Linked DNA regions of Homo sapiens: region 2 is linked to region 1. Evidence: chromatin contacts called from ENCODE Hi-C or POLR2A ChIA-PET data. All regions are on one chromosome and are shown on one strand. Each heading gives the region's core, a stretch centred on a gene start or an enhancer-like site at or near the end of the contact. The rest is flanking DNA. Distances are from core to core; before and after follow the strand shown. Region 1 overlaps DYNC1H1 (dynein cytoplasmic 1 heavy chain 1). Region 2 holds the start of WDR20 (WD repeat domain 20).

Region 1 (5,138 bases), core at 2,000-4,499:
CCCTTATACTAATTTTCCCCTAATTCAGAGTCCAGTCCAGAATCACACTTTGGTTTCTTGTCACTCTAAATTCCTTTAATCTGGAGTAGTACTTCAGCCTTTGTGTACCTTTTGTGACACTGACTTGTTTGACATTTGCACACCAATAGCTTCATGGAACTGTTGGGTTTGCCTGATGTTTAGATTCAGGTTATACGATTTTGGCAGAAATACTATTGTGACTTCATTCTTTCTCAATGTGTTACATCAGAAAGTTTCATTGACTTTACAGTTATATGAAGTTTTTTGGGTTGTTTGTTTATTTTGAGATGGAGTCTCACTCTGCCGTCCAAGCTGGAGTGCAGTGGGGCAATCTTAGCTCACTGCAGCCTCTGCCTCCCAGGCTCAAGCGATCCTCCTGCCTCAGCCTCCTGAATAGTTGGGATTACAGGCACCTGCCACCACACCTGGCTAATTTTTTTTTCTTTCTTCTTGAGACGAAGTCTCGCTCTGTCGCCCAGTCTGGAGTGCAGTGGTGCGATCTCGGCTCACTGCAACCTCTGCCTCCTGGACTCAAGTGATTCTCCATCAACCTCCCGAGTAGCTGTGATTACAGGCATGTGCCACCATGCCCAGCTAATTCTTGTATTTTTAGTAGAGATGGGGTTTTGAAGTTTTTGAATAACTTTTTGAAGTTATCCGCCTGCCTCGGCCTCCCAAAGTGCTGGGATTGCAGGTGTGAGCTACTGTGCCCGGCCTAATTTTTGTATCTTTAGTAGAGATGTGGTTTCGCCATGTTGGCCAGGCTGGTCTCGAACTCCTGACCTCAAGGGATCTACTCACCTTAGCCTCCCAAAGTACTGGGATTACAGGCGTGAACCACCATGCCTGGCGTATGAAGTATTGTGTATAAAGTACTGGCAAGGGAATTAGAAAATTCAAATTTTATTAATTACCTTGAAGGCATTAATTTAACCAACTTTGAGTGCCTGTTGTGTGCAAGGTGTGGCAGTAGGTATATAGAGTAGTACACAAAGAAATAAAACCTGCTTCCTGTTCCCAAGAAGCTTGTCTTTGGGAGAAAGATTGGCAGATACATAACTAATTGTAATACTTGTCAAAATACAATGGAAACATGAAGACTGGAGAGATTGCTTCTGATTAGGGGAAGCCCACAGAAGAGGTCACACTGGAATTGAGTTATGAGGGTTAGAATTTCAGCAGATCAATATAGATTTCTTAAGCAAAGGCACAAAGCACGTGATGTGTTTAGGGAATGGGACATCTGGTCTAAGTGGTGTCTCAGGGTGGGAAAGAGGATACATAGCAGGAGGTGAAACAGGAAAAGCTGAGTAGGACCAGACTAAGGGGAGCCTGGAATGGCCTCTTATCACCTTAACCAGTGAGCAACTTTTGTTTACTTAGTACAGTAAATAAATGTTACACATTAGTGTAAGATCAGATTTAAGTACTACTTATATTTCTAGGGCAGGTTAGTTTTAGGCCAATATTACGAATTCAACCCATGTATGAGACAAGTTAACTTTGCCTGGTTTCATGTTTGTTCACATTCTGTAACCATAACCTTGATTCAGTAGCTCTCATGTACTAAAGAAAGACAAGCAGTGCATTTCACTATTAGAAAAGCAACACTTCAGTATATTCTTGTATGATTTTTAAATTAATAAGCCTAATTAGGAGTGTAACTTTTCTAATTTCTTGTTTTATTTTTCTTTTTAGCTTGGCATTCATTAAACGTACTCCCGTGATTGATGCAGATAAACCCGTGTCTTCTCAGCTCCGGGTCCTTACACTCAGTGAAGACTCGCCCTACGAAACTTTGCATTCTTTCATTAGCAATGCAGTGGCTCCTTTTTTTAAGTCCTACATTAGAGAGTCTGGCAAGGCAGACAGGTAAAAACTGTGGTTTGAATGTTATATTTCACTTAATGTTCACAAGATAGTATAGAACTCGGTGTAAAACTTGGGAATTGGGAGGGTAACGCTAGTGAGCCGAGGGGATATAAACCCTGTGTATTAATAAATATGTGTGTCATTACTATTTGACAGACCTGAAATGATGGGATCTCTTTGGAGACCAATAGCACACTAAATGTTGAGGTATGAAATCTGTTTTTAGGGATGGTGATAAAATGGCTCCTTCAGTTGAAAAGAAGATTGCAGAACTCGAAATGGGACTCCTTCACTTGCAGCAAAATATTGAAATTCCGGAGATCAGCCTGCCGATTCATCCAATGATCACAAATGTTGCAAAACAGTGTTATGAGCGTGGAGAAAAGCCAAAAGTTACAGACTTTGGTGATAAGGTTGAAGACCCAACATTTCTTAATCAGTTACAATCTGGAGTTAACCGCTGGATCCGAGAAATTCAAAAAGTAAGAGCACAGGATTGAAAGTTATGTAAAATATGTTACTCTTTAATATCTTTGGGAAAACTGATCTGGATTTTGTAAGTGAGGTAAATTATGTGATAACTTGTTAGTGGTGCCGCCTCTTGGTCCTGGGACTGTCCAGTGCAGGACTAGCCTTGGTCTGGGTGGAATGGTCAGGGGACAGTGTGAGATTGCTTGAGTAGTCACCCTGATAGAGCATTAATCTCAGCAGTCGTATACCTTTGATTTCAAATCAAGCCACTTTTGATTTACAGGGAAGGAAATCTACTTGAAATATAAAAATTGAGTTGTAATGCATGTGTTTTGTTAACGATATCTATTCTACCTTGTTTAAATAGTGAATACCCTTGGGTGTTATTTTATTTTCAAAGGTGACCAAACTGGATCGAGATCCTGCATCAGGAACTGCCTTACAGGAAATTAGTTTTTGGCTAAACTTGGAACGTGCGTTATACCGCATCCAGGAGAAACGGGAGAGCCCGGAAGTTCTCCTGACTCTGGATATCTTGAAACATGGCAAGCGCTTCCATGCCACCGTCAGTTTTGACACTGACACAGGTAACAACTAGAACTAATAATCTGATCAGTAAGTTATTGATCTGGCTTTTACGAGATCTTACTTGATAATTTAAATGAAAACTATAGTTTTCACAGATGTACTGTCGTTTTTAACCATTTCCTTTCTTACATCACATCTTATCTTTCCCTCAGTTCCAAGTAATGAAAATTATTCTCCTACACACTTAGCTTTCCCCTTTCCCTTCAGGGGATTTAAGAACATGAAACAGTCTCTAGGTATGAGCACAGATTCCTTCTTGTTTCCCCACTGCTGGGCTCCATGAGTCATCTCCACGAGTCGGCTGTACAATTGGCACAAAGTCAGGTATGCTTTTGACAGGCCAGGCAAGAAGGTGGTTTAAGTGAAGCAGTTCTATTTGCCCAGAGGGTTGTGGAAAAAGAACTGGTCAGTACCACTTTCTCTTCCTCTTTTTACTTGCCCCTTTCTCTTCTTTGTCTTCCTCCCTATTCTGACAAGTGGCCAAAATGAATTTAGTTTTCTGAGTGGAGAACAGTGCCAGTGATGTTGTTTTTTGTTTTGTTTTGTTTTGTTTTTTTCTTTTTAAAATTTTTAAAATTTATTTTTTTTAAGAGATGGGATCTCACTTTGTTTCCCAGGCTGGAATGTGGTGGCATAATCATAGCTCACTGCTGCCTGGAGTTCCCAGGCTCAAGCCATCCTCTCACCTCAGCCACCCAAGTAGCTGGGACTACAGGGATGTACCACCATGTCCAACTAATTTTTGAATTTTTGTAGAAATGGGGACTTGCCACGTTGCCCATGCTGGTATCAAACTCCTAGTCTCAAGCAATCCTCCTGCCTTGGCCTCCCAAAGTGCTAGGATTACAGGTGTGAGCTACCACTCACAGTCATTATTACAATTATTTTTAAATTCTTTTAAAAACTTTGTAACTTGACTGAGCTGCATTAGCACGTACTAGGTCTACAATGTTTGAACACGAGGCATTATTAGGCATTTCTGTTCAACTCTGTGCTCACAAAAGACATGTTAGAACAAGTAATTAAGACAATAGCAGTTGTCATGTTCTCACTTCCCCCAAAAAACGTATGGTACCCACATCTTAAATGTTAGAGAAAATTGTAAGTAGAAACCTTCCGGTTACTTAGATCACATTGCACACATTACATGCGCATTCACTATGCTGAAATGTATACTTTGATTTTTTTAACACCTCTGAAACTTTTGTTTTTTTCCTAATACTTTTTTTGATCTTATGCCAAAGAAAGTCAATAAATAGATTAGGATCCAAGCACTTTCGTGATTCCATGTCCTTAGTTAGTAATATGTTCACCTAAATTAAGCCATGAATGTAAAACTTAAATTTTAATGTTTTCAAGGATAAAATTTTAGTTCTTCTAAACTTAATTGTTACTAATAAACGTTAAAATAATATAGAACAGGGGTCCCCAACCCCCAGACTGGTACTGGTCCGCGGCCTGTTGGGAACCAGGCTGTGCAGAAGGAGGCCAGCAGCGGCGAGTGAGCATTACTGCCTGAGCTCTGCCCCCGTCACATGAGTGGCGGCATTAGATTCTCATAGGGGCGCAAACCCTGTTGTGAACTGCGCACGCGAGGGATGTAGATTGTGCACTCCTTATGAGAATCTAATGCCTGATGATCTGTCCACCATCTCCCATTACATCACCCTCAGATGGGACCTCCTAGTTGCAGGAAAACAAGCTCAGGGCTCCCACAGATTCTACATTATGGTGAGTATGTAATAATAATAATAGAAATAGGCTGGGTGCGGTGGCTCACACCTGTAATCCTAGCACTTTGGGAGGCCTAGGCGGGCAGATCACGAGGTCAGGAGATGGAGACCATCCTGGCTAACATGGTGAAACCCCGTGTTTGTAAAAATACAAAAAATTAGCCGGGCGTGGTGGCAGGCGCCTGTAGTCCCAGCTGCTTGGGAGGCTGAGGCAGGAGAATCGCTTGAACCTGGGAGGTGGAGGTTGCAGTGAGCCGAGATCACCCCACTGCACTCCAGCTTGGGCGACAGAGCAAAACTCCGTCTCAAAAAAATAAAATAATAGAAATAAAGTGCACAATAAATGTAATGTGCTCGAATCACCTAGAAACTACCCACCCCCCCACCACCCCCCAACCATCTGTGGAAAAATCGTCTTCCACGAAACTGGTCCCTGTTGCCAAAAATGTTGAG
Region 2 (5,138 bases), core at 901-3,400, 160 kb after region 1:
TGGCTCATGCCTGTAATACCAGCACTTTGGGAGGCCAAGGTGGGTGGATCAGCAGGTCAAGAGATCAAGACCATCCTGGCCAACATGGTGAAACCCCATCTCTACTAAAAATACAAAAATTAGCTGGGCGTGGTGGTGCACATCTGTAGTCCCAGCTACTCGGGAGGCTGAAGCAGGAGAATCGCTTGAACCTGGGAGGCAGAGGTTGCAGTGAGCCAAGATTGCACCACTGCACTCCAGCATGGCGACAGCGAGACTCCATCTAAGAAAAAAAAAACAAAACTAAACCAAAGGCTATGCATGAGACAAAGTGAACAGTTTATTACTGTGATTATAATAAAATGTTGAATTTATATAGGGTAAAATCTTGATAGAATGCTTGAATTATATAGGTATTATGGGAAATACAATGTTATGGTTAATTGAAGAATAATACAAAATTTTGTTTTAACTTTTGCTCGCTGGGTTTTTTTCCCCCCCCAAAAATTATACTTTTTTTCCTCTTGATAATTAGGAAACACAGATAAATTATTTTTAGATGATTCAAGATGCCACTATCCTTCAAGTTGATTATTGTAAAATACGTGTTTTCAATGTAAAATAACACAGTTATGGAGTTTGGGATATAGCCATGGTAACGACAGAACATACCCTGGTGTTTTAAGATTAGGGAAAGTCGGATAACATCAAAACAATTCTAAGAAAAAATTTTAAGTATTTTTCAGGCTCTATTAATTAAGAAGTACTTCAGTGCTTTTTTTTCTTTTTTTTTTCCAACACTACAAAGGCTAAAGATGTTATTATCAAATGTATTACTACATCATTGGCACAGTTTCTATTGGTATCTACTTGCTTTTTAATACGGAAGATGTTTATGATTTACACTCCTCCTACTTTAGAAATTCTCTCCATTCACTTCTTTTGTGCCCCTCCAGATATAATCTGAACTTCCAGGAATAGATCATTCTTGGTGTTACAAATGTTGGCTTCCCCCCTCCCTGGAATTCTATTAGAATGTTTCTGTCACTTTAGAAGCTTTCTTATTCTGGTGTAACATGCCAAGAAACCCAGGTATAAAATAGTGATTGTTGAATCTTACTTTGACACGTGTGCCCGTCCTTATAAATCTAGACCCTGTACATTACATGCATACAACTATCCCTATGGATCTACTAGTAAATAATCTCACAGACTCCACCTGAGGCTTCTGGAAAAAAAAACAATTACCTTAAATTTTATTAAGAGCTCTTCGTAACCTACTGAGCAAGATCAGTGAATCCTAAAAAGATTCAGTCCCCGGTTCCCAAAGCGCTTCCCCGCCCCGTGTTTCTGAACAGCTGGAGAGGACAAACCTCCGCTAAGAAGCGGAGGCCGCCAGTGCTCATCACACGCAGGAATTAGGATATCTGGCTTGAGAACACCTATGCTGTACCACATTCTTCTCTCCCCCTACCCCGCCTGAAATAAAACATAGTGAAGCGTAAATCTTGAGTCCCTTGGTACCTTCTCAGAAACGGCGGCGAGGAGGCTTCAGAGGGGCTTCCTGGGCGGGGATCCAGACGGTCGCGCGGGTATTCAGCACTCTGGGCGGGACAGTCCCTGTCCCGAAGGGAGGGCCCAGGAGGGGTGGAGCCGTCCCCGCCCGAACACGGGGGCATCCGCGCTCCCCGTAGGGTACCCCGCGTGCTGGCTCCGAAGCGGTGGCCGTCGGGGTGGCGCTCTTCCTCCGCTCTTTGGGGTCCCGGCGCCCCTCAGGGCAGGGCGGGAGACCGCTGAGGAGGCACCCTCAAGTTCACCTCAGGCTCATGACACCAGCCCCGCCGCGGTTCCCCCTGACCGGCTTTCCGCTGGCCCTGGCGGCTGCGGAACGGTCAACTAGACCCCACTAGCTGAAGCCGGCATCACCTGGGAAGCAGCCATGCCGCCCGGAGGCCACACCCGGGGGAGGAGCCTGCGGACGCCCAGTCGGGTGGAGCACGCCAGGTGAGCACGCCTGCGCAGTCGGGCCGTAAACAAGCCCACCCCTTCCCTTTGGCCCGCCCTCGCAGGGCTGGCCCGCGGGTGGGAGGGGCGAGAAGGAAGAGGCAGGGGGTGGGGGAAGAGGGAGCACCAGGAACAGCGCCTGCGCGGTGGGCGTGATCCGGGCACTTAGGGCAGGATGAACGCTGCTTTCCAAGATGGCGACGGAGGGAGGAGGGAAGGAGATGAACGAGATTAAGACCCAATTCACCACCCGGGAAGGTCTGTACAAGCTGCTGCCGCACTCGGAGTACAGCCGGCCCAACCGGGTGCCCTTCAACTCGCAGGGATCCAACCCTGTCCGCGTCTCCTTCGTAAACCTCAACGACCAGTCTGGCAACGGCGACCGCCTCTGCTTCAATGTGGGCCGGGAGCTGTACTTCTATATCTACAAGGGGGTCCGCAAGGTACCGACCCGGGCGTCACCGGAGCCAGCCAGCGGCGTAGGCAGAGGCCGGGAGCAGGGCGGTGACAGTGGGGCCAGGGTGACCGAGAGGGGTGGCCGTCGCTCTTACTTTTGAGTGGGCCGGTAACTCCACTGGGGTACTCCTGAGGAGAGGGGATTCAGGAGTAAGGAGGGTGGTGGCGGTGGCGTTTCGAAGGGGTGGGGGCAGTGGAAAGGGACCGTGGGGCGCGGGGGTTCTGGCTGGGAGGCTCCCGGGGGAGCCGGCTGCGTCCCCTCCAGCCTGGTCCATCAGGCTCTGACATGGCCAGGGAGCGGGCCTGCGAGTCCCCGGAAGAGGTGAGGTGGCCGTCTTGTCTGCTTCGATTGCCTCGCCTCCCTGGAGGGTTGGAAGTCTCGCCCTGGGTTAGAGAACAGGGACGCAAGACGGCTTAACAAGATCTCTGTAAGGCGGAACCGGGGCCGGGAAGCGGAGCATTGAGACTAGGTCAGAAAGAACCTGCTCGGCACGCAGGGCTACTCCACCTGCTGCCGCACTGACACTTCCTAGGAGCCTCTCCTGGTGTTAACATTTCTATTTCCAAAAACATCCGCGGGAGGACGGCTGTCACTGTCTCCGCCGTGGGGACCTTCTGAAAGATTGTTAAGGAGAGTCATCTTGTCCCTTGTAGTATGCGAAGGGCTGAGTACTACAGTTGAAATGATGTTTCCAGTGAACTAAGCTGGTTCAGAGGGGTTGTGTGAGAGTGCCCAGATTAATCTTGTCCAACAAGTCAGACTGTGTCCCAAACAGGGAGTGATATGCTTTAAAAGCTGCTTTAAAGGGACCATCCTTCTTGGCGGGCGAGTTACCGGTAATTCTGTGAAACATGTAAGCATCCTTTAAAAGTATCTCTTTAAAAGCAGCCATTTATTAGAGTTTTTCTTTCATTGGCTATGTAACTATGTTTTCACTGAGAATTGCTTATTTTTGAGATTGTAGTCTTTGACTTGATGTCATGGAAGAGTGAGGAAATTAATGCATCCCACAGCACCTCCAAATAGGACAAGGTGATAAAAGATTAAGTCGTAAATGCATGTTAGCATGAAAATAAATTGTTCATATTGAAGAGTGAACATTCTTCAGGATTTAATATAGCCAGATCCAGTACAGGATTTTCGCTTGTTACAAGAGCTAGGGAAATGACAGTGGTATCTAAATGTAGCAAAGTTGTTTCTTTGATTCAGGGTGAATCTTTTTTTCTTAGTCTTTATGATAATAAGTGTACCACTGTATTTAGGGTATGCTGTTGGAAGTTATTAAGGGTAAATCGCTTGACCTTTTTTTTTTCCTCGTTTGGAATTGCAAAAGCTCGAAGTAGTCTTCAGTCTAGGGGCTGAAGTTTTACTCCTACTCCCAACTTTGTCACTGACTTGTTTGGGTGACCTTGGATAAGTTATTTAACTTCTATTTGCACCTCTTTAAAAAGGGAATGTTACAGTGCACGTTGTAATTAATAATATAATAATCATAATGAACTTTAAGGCCCTGAAACACTCAGTAGATGTAAAATATAGTTAAATACTGACTGTCAAATAAGAAGCTGCTGTCTTGACATTGATAATCAGAGTGAAAGGACCAATTTTGTCTCAGGAAATTAAGTTTAGAATTTTAAGTTATAAAAATTTATATTTATATAAAAATACGATGTGCTTAAAAACTAAATTCACTAACTAGCAATTATTAATGTAGGAATTACTTAAAAATTTTTTTTTCTTTGAAATGTTATGACTTCTGAAGCATCCTAATGGCAGACCTTATCTGGATCTGGTAGCCCTGTTTTACATCATAAAGACAGGTTTCTTGCCTGGAAGTATCATTACAATAGTGTTCTCTTTTAGTGGGACGCTATTCCCTGAAGGGTAAAAGGAGGCAAGGTTTTTAAAACCACACCAAAAAATTATTTTAAACAAGATAAATGTGAAATACGTAAATTGCCCTTACCTGCATAATTTGAGTGTTTTAACGCTTTTTGGGTAAAATTTCATTTTCATGTGGTAGTATCTTGTAGATACATTTGCATTGTGTTGCAGATGTTTCTACTCTCTTTTAATTGTAACTTAAACATTTTTTTCCATGAATGAGTTGGCATTTATTTGTTGTTATTTCTGAGTATAAGTGACTTTTTATGACTATTTTCTGATTTAAAATATAGGAAATACATTTTCCTTAATTGGAAAACCAAAATTTACTTTTTAGAGTTAGTAGTTACAAACATATTTTTGACAGTTGGCTATTAAACATGTTTTTGTTTTTGTTTTTAGAGACAGGATCTCATCCTGTTGCCTAGGCTGGAGTGCGGTGGCGTGCTCATCGTTCACTACAGCCTCAAACTCCTGGGCTCAAATGATCTTCCCACTTCAGCCTTCCTAGTGGCTGGAACTACAGGTGTGCACCACCCTGGCTAATTAAAAAAAAAAATGTTTTTTAGAGATGGAGGTCTTGCCGTGTTGCCCAGGCTGGTCTTGAACTCCTGGCCTCAAGCGATCCTCCCACCTCAGCCTGCTAAAGTGCTGAGATTATAGGTGTGACCCACCATGCCCAGCGCACAGTTGGCTGTTTTGACTTTTTTTTTTTTTTTTTTTTTTTGGTCCTTTGAGGCGTGTAAAATTTTACAATAATTATTTGGATTATTCAGAAGATCTAATTTAGATGAGTAAATTCAACTTAAGTCTG

The links. Hi-C counts contacts between places; a loop is a spot of excess contacts on that map. ChIA-PET counts read pairs that join two places held with the same protein, here RNA polymerase II (POLR2A). Pooled maps may share reads with other maps.
Region 2: a loop to region 1 is called in a pooled map, with 4 times the contacts of the local background. The contact joins the promoter of WDR20 here to the enhancer-like site in region 1. A Hi-C loop is called at or near these places in 2 of 37 single-sample maps with no recorded cell type and 6 of 50 pooled maps. POLR2A ChIA-PET finds 5 or more read pairs at or near these places in 3 of 52 experiments (OCI-LY7, PC-9 and activated T-cell).

Annotation. Positions count from the first base shown.
Region 1 is chr14:101,977,600-101,982,737 of GRCh38, forward strand. DYNC1H1 (dynein cytoplasmic 1 heavy chain 1) reads left to right here. Exons shown (of 78, transcript NM_001376.5): 3 at 1,720-1,893; 4 at 2,120-2,375; 5 at 2,765-2,951. Among named protein-coding and RNA genes, the nearest start is that of DYNC1H1, 16 kb to the left of the region's middle. RefSeq lists an enhancer at 3,461-3,510. Within about 2 kb of position 3,250, at least 18 of the 41 ENCODE cell types and tissues checked have a DNase peak (open chromatin) inside an H3K27ac peak, as active enhancers do; they include PC-9, where a contact is called at or near this core.
Region 2 is chr14:102,137,747-102,142,884 of GRCh38, forward strand. It overlaps WDR20 (WD repeat domain 20), which reads left to right and starts at 2,151. Exons shown (of 3, transcript NM_144574.4): 1 at 2,151-2,426. The coding sequence starts at 2,178. It also overlaps a transcript of HSP90AA1 not described here. RefSeq lists a silencer at 1,391-1,586 and enhancers at 2,187-2,236, 2,247-2,406.